Linked DNA regions of Homo sapiens: all the other regions are linked to region 2. Evidence: chromatin contacts called from ENCODE Hi-C or POLR2A ChIA-PET data. All regions are on one chromosome and are shown on one strand. The core of a region is the stretch at or near the end of the contact, and the rest is flanking DNA. Distances in the headings are between cores, read along the strand shown.

Evidence for each region. A loop is a pair of places that touch in the nucleus more often than their neighbours do. ChIA-PET counts read pairs that join two places held with the same protein, here RNA polymerase II (POLR2A). Pooled maps may share reads with other maps.
Region 1: a pooled map shows a loop between it and region 2 (4-fold over the local background). The contact joins two enhancer-like sites. A Hi-C loop is called at or near these places in 4 of 50 pooled maps. POLR2A ChIA-PET finds 5 or more read pairs at or near these places in 5 of 52 experiments (CD4-positive, alpha-beta memory T cell, CD8-positive, alpha-beta memory T cell, T-cell and 2 more).
Region 3: a loop to region 2 is called in a pooled map, with 3 times the contacts of the local background. The contact joins two enhancer-like sites. A Hi-C loop is called at or near these places in 4 of 50 pooled maps. POLR2A ChIA-PET finds 5 or more read pairs at or near these places in 2 of 52 experiments (H1 and activated CD4-positive, alpha-beta memory T cell).

Annotation. Positions count from the first base shown.
Region 1 is chr14:97,601,030-97,604,884 of GRCh38, reverse strand. No RefSeq gene overlaps it. Among named protein-coding and RNA genes, the nearest start is that of LINC02291, 84 kb to the left of the region's middle. Within about 2 kb of position 2,049, at least 6 of the 41 ENCODE cell types and tissues checked have a DNase peak (open chromatin) inside an H3K27ac peak, as active enhancers do.
Region 2 is chr14:97,377,676-97,381,021 of GRCh38, reverse strand. No RefSeq gene overlaps it. Among named protein-coding and RNA genes, the nearest start is that of LINC02325, 79 kb to the left of the region's middle. RefSeq lists enhancers at 1,555-1,604, 1,695-1,754, 1,587-2,216. Within about 2 kb of position 1,666, at least 3 of the 41 ENCODE cell types and tissues checked have a DNase peak (open chromatin) inside an H3K27ac peak, as active enhancers do.
Region 3 is chr14:97,618,952-97,622,563 of GRCh38, reverse strand. No RefSeq gene overlaps it. Among named protein-coding and RNA genes, the nearest start is that of LINC02291, 66 kb to the left of the region's middle. Within about 2 kb of position 1,908, at least 3 of the 41 ENCODE cell types and tissues checked have a DNase peak (open chromatin) inside an H3K27ac peak, as active enhancers do.

The DNA of each region.
Region 1 (3,855 bases), core at 800-3,299, 220 kb before region 2:
AGAGTGGTGTTCAAGATGAGCAGAGCCCTGCTACCTCCTGTTTCTCAGTGAAACCACACTAAGGGCCCAACTCATTGCTGCAGCAAGACCAGTTTTTCCCCAAGACTCACTGTACTAGGGTGAAAAGCAGAGACTCCCCTTGGACTTACCTTGGCCAACTTTTTCCTTCTGCATGTATGTGAGGTGCTTCTTGAAAACAAGCCAATGACATTCATTCTCCTCACTTCATCACAAGAGGGTGGCACAGCCTAGGAGTTCCAAGTTCTGGGGAGACCCTATAGCTATGGTAGGGAAATGAGTATAGGGACTCTGAGCTGTAGAGGGACCTATGTGCTCAGAATTCTCACTCCTGATGCAGTGTTATTATCCACTGTGCCAATGTCCCATGCTTTGTCCAGTGGCAGCCCCTTCCCAGGAGCAAAGGGAGGAGGCCACTGCAATGATACCAGTGCTCAGACAGAAACTTACACATATTCCAGGTTGGTTATTCTCTGGATGATGAGATAAAAGAAGAGGAATCAGAACTTCTGCACCAAAAGAGGCTCTGGCCAGACTTTAGGGCCAAAATTTTAAAATCTTTTTCTCACTTGCCTCGCCATGTGACCCTGCAAGTCACTTCAGCTCTACAAGCCTCAGTTTCCTAAATCTTAAAAGAGATTCCTAGTGACTACTTTATAGAATTGTTCTTTCGATTTAACTATTTAGATGGAGTGGTTACAACACCTCTCATATCCGTTTAGCTTGTTACCCACCATTGTTAATAGCTCTTGCCACACCCAATGGTATGCGCTTCCCCTAACCCAAGTGAAATTAATGATTGCTGGCCAGAGCTCTGCTATTTCCAATCCAACTGACATTACAAATGCCTCTGGCAGAACATCCTTCTTCCTCTTTCCTGTTGCTAAATCCAGATTATTCCCTTTATGGACCAACATCCATGCCCCCTCTTCCAGGAAGCCTTTTCTGAATACCCCAGCCTGGGCTAAGGGAGGCTACTCTGGAATCCCTTAACAACTCCGTTGCAGCACTTTTTACATTGTGTCCCATCTAGTAGCTAACTTATCTGCTCTTACTTGACTACGACCATTTTACAGACAGGGATTACAGTGTATTAAGTGCTGCATCTTGAGCATCCAGCGCCATGCATGAATGTAGTAGGCACTCTACAAATACTTAGCGAGTTAGTGAATTAATAAACGAATGAGTGAGATGCTAAGATGATGCATTCTTGGAGTGAGAGGAAAAGGGGCCAGCTGAGCAAACTCTCTGAGCTCCAAATCTTGGGCAATTCATTTGGCTACTGCATCTAGATGAGCTTATCTGTAAAGGAGAAAATGATGCTGACCTAATTTGTATTGCCACAGTCCTTTAGAACAACTAGTAATTGATCTGAAAGATTGAAGTCCCTTGCACTGTCCTTTCAGCCCTGTAGTCGGGCAGGTCCCTGTAGGGTGGGACTGGGTGCCACTATCACTACTCTCGGTTGCGGCACAGATGACATCAGCCTCCACTAGTAGAAAGCCAGCACCTTCTGCTCTATCCATACCCCCTCATCATTTTTATCTGTATCTTTAAGTCAACCTTTGGGGAGCTGATTGCAAAGTTGGAAGTAGGTTTCAGGGTCACTAGATATTCATGGCAATGGATACTCATAAAGCAAAAAGAAAGAAATAGTTAGAGACCCTTTTAATCTGCCTCTCACTGACATTTCTTTGCTGAAAAGTTCTGCAGGTATAGGCTAGGGCACTAGAATTTAGGTCAATGACATTCATGCTGCCTCTTAGAAAAAAATCTTTCTGCAGCAAGTGCACGATTTCCTGTTATGACTGCAGATCCCGCCGGCAGCACCAGTGTAGTGACTGTAGAGGCGTCCATCCTGTTTGTTTATAATTCTTAACAATGGGCTTTTGGGGAAGGAGGGCCCGAAGCAGCAAGCTCTGATGAGCTGCACAGAGGATGTGATGCCACCTGAATAATGCATGCCCACTTTGTGTGTGTACCCGACATGGGCCCGAATGCAGGGGAAAGCCAAAGGCTTTGAAGCACCTGCTCTGAGCAGCTCCGATGACAGCCCAAGAGTCCAGATAAGATCTGAGCTCTCCTTCCTCCCCACCACCCCACCCCCTATGCCGCTCCCATTTCCCTTTTGGCATTTAAAATAAGCTCTGAGACTAAGCCACCCCCGAGAGATCCTGTCAGAGATGCCGCTTTTGTGTTGCTCATATTCCTTCCTGGCCCCACCCTAGTGTAGGACCTTCTCATAACTTGTGCAGGGATAGCAGTGGCAGCCTTCCACATGACTGTCTGATCAGTCCCCATCTGGCCCCCTCCAAGCCACTCTCCACAAGGAGGCAGCCAGAAGGATCTTTCTAACAATAAAATGGTCACTTGGGCGGATGCAGCCCCAAAGGCACACGGCTTAGATTTCAGATCATACTCATTCCCCACATGAGAGTGCTACTCTCCTGCCGAATACCCTTCAGGTATTGCCTTCATCATTTGCAAATCATGTTCAAGATTTCTGGCATGGCACAGAAAGCCTTCCGCGATCTGACTCCTACTCCCCCCTCTCATCCTCTTCTCATCCCCTGTCTTTTCAGGTCCACAGTGCTCCAGTTGGCCGAGGCTCTGGTTCCCAAAACAAGATGTCCCTCCTGTCTCACTTGGATCCTCACACCTGTGTATCCTGGCATTTCTTGTCCTTTCTATCTGTCATTCCTAGTAGGAACCTCAACCACATCATAAAACAGTGGTCAACATTCAGTGTCGATCAGTCTATTCAAGGTACATTATATGCATTCCTTGATTTAACCCTCAAAGCAACACTGTGGGGTATGCATAGTTCTTATCTCCATCATGTGGAAGAAGTCACTGAGGCTCAAGGTAATAAAATGACTCCTCCAAGGTCAAACAGCTACAAAGTTGGCAGAGGGCTCAAACTCAAGGTCACTATTAACCACAGTATCACATGGAGACTTACATGACATGGCGTACCATCTATTGCTTACCTATTCTTAGACTGGCCGAACTCCAATTACTCTGAAATGCCATTTTTAAGGTACTAATGTATTCAAAGTCCACCCTCCCTACTTTAAAAGCTGCACTTTCTGCTCCCTTGCCAAAGCTGGAATTTCATCCTCACCATGGATGAAATTCACCTCAACAAAACTTGGACCTCTTTTAAACCTTCATTTCTCCATGAAGTCTTTCAAAATGCCTAAGATCCAAGTGATCTCTCTTACCCACATTGACAGCATATTCATCAACGTTGGAATAATTCCCATCATCAGCTACACATATGTCTGCTTTTTAACTATATTATAAATATACATAAAATTCTTTTTTATAAATGATTGAATTCATACACAAATTCTTCTAAAATATATATAAGGCACAAAAATTAAAAATACAAGAAAACACCTGTGTAACCCAATTTAAGAATTAGAACCTTATGCTCCTCCCTCCCCCATCCTGGCTCCTTCCCTCGTCGTGTTTCCCACACTCTCATTTTCTTTATAGCTTCTCCATTTGTTTGTATTCCTGAAAATTATTGTTTGCAGTGTTGCATGTTTCTAAACCTTATATAAATGGAATCATGCTGAACGAATTCTCTTGACAATGTGCGCTATTTTGCAGTTGTTGTTGCCTGTTTGTTTTGGATTTGGGGCTCCATATTATGTTTCTGAGATTTGCCTGTGTTGTTATATGTACCTGTGCTTCATTTATTTTCATAGCTGAACAATATTCTTTTGTGTGACTATGTCAGAATGTACCTAAATATTCTATTACTCGTGTACATTTGGGCTGTTTCCAGTGTTTTACTACAACAAACTTCTCTGGACTCATTCTTCTCCC
Region 2 (3,346 bases), core at 417-2,916:
CCAAAGGAGAGCCCTCACTAGAACTGGCCCATGCTGGCACCTTGATCTTGAATTTCCAGCCTCCACAACTATGAGAAATAAATATCTGTTTTTTATAAGCCACCAGTCCATAGTGTTTTGTCATAGCAGTGCAATCTGACTAATGTGAGGGATGACTTGTACACACCGATAGTAACTGGAACATCGGCAGCAGAGGTTGGGCAGAGGTGTGTCTCTGGCTCTCCTGGGTGAGTCAGCACAGAGTTGCTCACTGCCGCCTCTTGAAAAGGTCACCTCCTCCTACTCTATTCAGCTGAATCTCAAGGCCAAGGTGAGAGAAACACAGTCACATTCCACGAGTGCAAAATAAAGGGCATTGACTCAAAGCAAGCAGTGCCCTGGAGGGCAGCTAAGTATGGTGCAGAGTGGTGATTTCGGTCTCAGAGAGACCTACAGATCTGTATCCAAGTCGCGCCTACATGTGTCTAGTTTCCCTGGCTGTGTGACCTTGGGTATGCAACTCAACTTCTCTGAACTGCAGTTTCCTCATCTGTACAGTGAGGGGGTAATTACTGTCATGACACAATCTAATGCAGGTCTGGGGTCTGGTCTTGTATGTAATTGTCTCTCAATAAATGGTGGCTATTCCCATTCTCAATATTTTTCAGCGTGGCCCATTATACATACACCCTAAACATCTGATGTTGAACATTGCACAGTGGATGTGAGATTCTGTTTCATCCTCACCTGGATGGGAGAAAACCACATTTGAGCCAGGAAGAGGAGAGACCTGCAAGCTCATGTATCAATTTAGTATCTCCCCTGGGGGGACCAAGAGGCTTAATGTTTGTAAAGTACTTTGAGATCCTGAAAGCAAAGACTTTATACAAATGTGAGATAATCATGATAATTAAACCACTGTTATTGAATACAGCGAGGCCTTATTGTTCCCTCATCCTGCAGTGAGCAAACTCCTGGCGGACTCTGTAGCACACTGAAGAGATAATTTGCTAAATCATATACCACTGCCCTGAAAGCCTCACCCACCTACAGCCAGGGACAGGCTCATACCCAACAATACCACTAATAGCAGACCCCTCTTGGTACAGGACTTTATAGTTTACAAAGCAGCTTCAGATAGCTTCTCCCACTCAGTGTCTGCAGGACAAGGAAGGATGGAAATAGGGAAAATTATACCCGCTTGATAGATGGGGAACTTGGAGAACAGATTTGTCTAAGGTCCCACAGCAAGGAAGGTTAGAGAATCTAAAATCTGGAAAACACGTTCCACATTTAGACCAATGCTCCATTTTGCAAATGAGAACACCGAGATTCAAAGAGGTGAAACAACTTGCCCCGGGGCCACGCGAGCCTGCAGGGCACCTTTGTGCAAACTGAAAAAACACACACTCCTGGGCTGACACACACAGTCCAGGTTTTGGCCAAAGGGTGTATTTCAGCCCCACTTGCCTAGCCTGGGGCCCCGTTTGTGATTCAGGAATACTGCTGTGTTTGAACATACAGGTTTTATTCTTATTTATATACGCGGTCAGCAGATCAGGAGATGATTGTTGTTGAAAGGTAGCTTGCTATACTCACAGACCGCAAGAGGAAGGGAGGTACCACACCATGGTTGGGGGGCCCAAGAGGAAGCCAGGGGCTGGTCAGGAGGCGGAAGGAGGGGTGGGAGAGAACACAGGCAAGAATCTTTACTGTGGTGTTCTCTGGAAGAATGGCAGGGTAGGCTAGACAGGTTTAGAAGTGGCTTGTTTGAATAAAGTGGGCTGTGGGGCATGGAGGCTACCCTTAGTTATTTAGTACCCACCCAGATGATTAGGGCAGGAGAACAGTGACCAGGAGTGTAAGCGCTGAATAAAGGAGGTGGTTGGGAGTGTGAGCTCCGATTGGTTGGTTTGCACATGAAAAGCCTGCTCCACGGGTAACTTACTTGCTATCTCTAGGACTTAACTAACCCTAGGAGGGGCAGTCTCTCCAGAGTCAGTAAGTATCCGAGATAGCAAAATATGAAAAACACAGAATAAAAAAACATTATTAGTATAGGCTGAAAAGGACTTTCACAGACCCGGGTAACCAACGCAACCATTTCAGATGAGAAATCTGAAGTTTGATAAGTGAAGTAACCAGGCCTTCACTGTCAATTGGTGGTAACCACAGTGATTTCAGAAAGAATGCTGACCATGCCCTGTGCTTACAGTCCTTCCTATTTTCATGGTTTGAACAACAGTCTCCAAGCACCTTAATTTAGGGACCATGGTCCTCAACCATTCCTAATCTCAAAGTTTATGCTCTGGGAGTTCAGAGGAGTGGCTAAGACATTTCTCTCACAGCTTGCTGTTTCATACCTTTGCTCACTCTCTTTCTGCCTAAAATTCCTTTCTACACCTTCCTGCCACAAGACCTTCTCTGTATCTTTTAAGACTCAGCTCAGAGCTGACTCGTTCTCAGAAGCTTTGGCTGAAGTCCCCCGGGGTGGACTTAGTGTCTTGACCTTCAGCTCCCAGGCACCTGTGCTCAGCTTGCCCATAGCCTCACTAAGGCAGTGACATTTTTTTGATGAGTTCCTGTCCTCCAGGAGACAGCCAGCTGCTTGAAAGCAGGGACCACAATCCACTCATCAGTCCATCCTCAGCACCCAGCATAATGGGTAGCCCATAGGAGCACTCAAGCATTAAACAAAAACACCACCTAGCAGAAAGTACTCCTATCCAGTGCTCCTTGCATTACACCACACTGCCGTGGCTTCTCTCTTCCTAGATATCCTCCATGAAGTCACTCCTCGATTCCCCTAAGAGCAGAAAGGATTATACCTTGAGCAACACTTTTCATAAAACATCTAGTTTAGACTTGTGCGATAGCTGTAATTGCCTTTGCTTGATTTTATTTTGTATTTTGTTCCTTTGTCAGAGTCAGCTGGATTTTCCAAGGGAGAAAAGATCTGCATTTCCAAACCATCAGCTCTAAATCGCACTCCCTTAACCTCCTTTATACCTGCATATGTACAACTAGGACTTGTTTGTCTGGGTGCATTTCTTTTCCTGCTGATTTAGAATCTACAAATAGATATCTTCTTCTAAAATATACCTTTCCCCAAAGCCAACTTACTGAATCAAACTCATTATCTTAAGACACCTCTATGGCCAAAGGTTATGCTTTTTGGAGCTATATTAATCTCTTTGTCTAAACAACACAGGCTTAATTGGTTTAGATCAGAGTTGTACTGTTTTGAGTAAAAGGGTGTGATTAATGTGCGCTAAAGGTGGTTGGACAGGCACAGACTAATTCAGTAGCACGCACAAGCCTCTTATCATCAGAGCTGACAGGGCTTGGGGAAACCTGCCCCCGGGAA
Region 3 (3,612 bases), core at 659-3,158, 240 kb before region 2:
CAAATTTTGGATTTCATTCTGAAGAAAGACTTCACAACTGTGCTAAGAATACTTCACCAAGAATGCATGATGGATCTCATTAGTTCTCATGCTTTGATTTTCTTGAACTTCCATGGGAGTCCCTGATTGGGGTCCAAAGAGGACTCATGATAGCTTTCTAATCTGGGTGGAAAATAGGATTGGGGTAACAAGAAAGAAGAAAGATGATGAAGTCTCTGGGGCAAGCTTTACATGGAATCAGGATTTTAAGTCAATGTAACCCTAAAATATTTTTTTCAGTTTATTTATCCTCTTATTTTTCAAGATTGGGAAGCAATTTCAAGGACAAGGGACTTGCCCAAAATGATGAGGCTGGTCAGTGGCAGCTGGGGTTGTCCATTTATTCATGCATTTGCTTGAACTCAGAGGTCCCCAGATGACACTCCCTCACTGGGTGTCATGCTGTCTTCCAATGGGCCACTGTCATGTCCTTTAAAATGCTGGTACCTTGTCATTCCTTCTTCATAGAATGACCTTTCTTTTGTTTTTTTTGTTTTTTTTTTTTTTTTTTTACATGCTTTATTCTCTTTGGTCATTGCTAAAATGTCACCTCTACAGAGACATCTTCACTGACCATATTTTCTGTAGTAGATCTTCTCCTCACTTTCTCTCCCTGTGTTACATTTCTCTACATCACCTTTCAACTTGTCTGTTACTTGTTGCTTTAAACTTGTTTGTTACTCATTGTCTCCATCTCATATTGGCATGTAAGCTCCACTGCAGGCAGGATCTTTATATAAAGCAGGGATTCAATTAATATTTGACCAATGAAGGTTGGAGGTTTGGATGGGTGGATAGATGGCTTCATGTTGTGGAGTCACAAGAATTGCAAGAGCCAATTCGACTTATGAAAGGCCCTTAAAAATACAGTCTTTTATTTAGTTTTGTTTGATTTACTTTTGTTTCCCCATAAAAATTCTGCAAATCAGAAACTTAAAAAAAATTATCTGTGTCTAGGAGGGTAGCTTGAGGTCTCCAGCCATGTATCTTGCCAAGTGTCTCCAAGATGCTGCCCCTTCCAGGCCTTGAGGATTTGCTCTGGCCTCTGTGTATGGGCAGGGGAATATGACTTCGCTCGTAATAGCAAGGGCTAGTGAATGTGATCTGGAGCCAGGAATAAAATTCGTAGTAAGACTCTGGAACAAGAATAGTGAGCATGAGGTGAGAGGAATGCTCCTCAAAAAGCCTGTGGTGTGGCAGGTTTTGCAGAAAGAGAGAATGAAAGACAACAGGGGATGGCTAGCCAATGAGATGGCACAGGCTTCATCTCTTCTCTGTTTTGGCTAAAATCCTCATATCTATATACTGACATGTAAATCACCATAAAATGTTGGAGAGTCTTCTTTTGTGGCAAAATAATTGCAGCAGATATCAGAAGACCTATATTCTGATCCCACGTCTGCCTTGAGAAGTCATGCCTACTTTCTGTGCCTCAATTTCCTTATCTGTAAAATGGCCTTATTTCTAAAATCCTTGCCCCATCTGAGTCAGAAGGTTGGGGAGCTGATGAGCTAATTTTCTAATTACTTTGCTTAGTTGTGAAGTCGTACACAAATGAGCAGTCTCACTTATCCATCATAAAATCTTACTAAATGGTGTCTTGCTTTGTTTGGTTCAGAAAGAAATGTTTATCCTGATCGTGCATTCTGAGAGTTCACAGGAATTTTAAATCTAATTTGATTTGTCTGATTTTGACTTTCCCTCGACTTCCTATTTCAAAAGTGAAACTAAAGGAGGATCTATTTCTCTTTGGTTTCAGGTTCTAACAGTGGGGCTTTTTTTTTTTTTTTTTTTTTTTTTTTTTTTTTTTTTTTGCATTCTGATTGCAAGCACTGCCTAACAAAGCCATATTTAAACGCAGGGAAATGTCACTTACATGTTACAAAGCTCACAGAAGCAAGTCTGTCTCTGCTGAATCTTTGAAGATGCTGCTTAATAAAACCGAGAGATCTTTCTGTCCAACAAAACCTCTGTGCATATTTTTGATGAAAGGGGTAAAAAGGGAAAAAAGAGCAAGGTGATCACAACAATGGTTTTTCATTACAGTTAGATACCTCCAAGGTTTAGCGTGGCAAAGCCTATCAGAAAAGATTGGGTATTAATTATGAAGGTACACTTCAATTTATCAGCAAAGGATATCAAACAGGCCAAACGCCACAGTCTCTCATATAATTTATCTCTTCCTTGTAGGGAGGCAGATAGCAACGATTTGCAAATTGCCTCCTCTGCAAAAAGAAGGGAGAAAAACATACACACACAACACACAATTAAAAGCAGATAAGCATCAGGCAATGTGTCACATTTTCAGCAGAAAGCCAAAAGTGGAGGTCTTAATCTCTGGGGTTGGTTTGCTGCAAATGCACTCCCTGATACTTCCCTTGACGTGACTATTTAACTCCTATTAAAATTAATAGGGGTCAGGCCTGATCATCAAGGGAGAAAGGGCCTCCTGGCGCAGATAGGCTTCAAGTAATAAGGATTTGGTGATTACTATATTATTTGTCCGTTCATTTTCAGATTATCTTGTAAGTGTGTGCTCCTTGTGCTCTTTGGTCCAATTATGAAGAATAACATGTCGCATAGAATCTATTTTTATTAAAGCAAACTTCTTTTCTTAAGAAGCATATAATTTGAGAGGGCATATTGGCAGGATCCTAATGCAGAGAGCTCAAAACTTTTTCCCCCAAATAAATACTGTCACTTTTTCTAAACTAGGTGTACTTTTATGAATCAACTGGGACCTCTGACCCAAAGATTGGGACAGCATCAATCCATAGAGAAATCCCACTCAAACATGACTTGGGTAATAGGAGAGTGTAATTTTTCTGAAAAAAAAAAAAAAAAAAGTGATCTGAACTTAGAGTCAAATGATAAGCAAAAATCTAAAATATCAGTGCTTAACAAAATTATCTGGACTCAGTTTACTCTTCTGTTAAATGGGGAGAATAAAAACACAGGCCTCAAGATCATTACAAAGACCATGAAGAGTGATGTGAGCTTGTACAAGGTGCACCAGTCACCTAACACCAGACTCTCATCTCTGCACTGAGGTGATTCAGGAAGAACAAAAGAGTCAACATCTATTTGCAATTTTTCTAAGTACTGCAGACTCCGAATCTTGCCAATTAAAGAAATTAGAACAACAACAATAATAAACATAGTAACATCAGCAGCATAATTTTATACAAGAAAGGACATTTTAAAGGCACAGGGACAAAAGCATTTCTTTGAAACAAAGAAAGTTATTGTCATGAAAATCATGCTGCATCTCTTATTTTTCTCATTTCACTGCAGACTGGTGAAAACAACCTCTCAAACCACCTCTGTTCTACAGGTAGGCATTTAGAAGCCTCTGAAATGGACCATCAGGACAGCCACAGATAAGTTCAGTAGCTCACAGAGAAAGTGATGATTAAGCAAGAAGAAGGCAGTTGAGCTTTTTCTTACTTTCTCATCTGCAGATCAAAATGCCATAATATACATACACCTAAACAAGGGTACTTCTGTCTCAATTTTTTGTCAACCTTTACTCTCCTTTTCCACACATGTCATTGGATCAAGCTTGCTACTTTT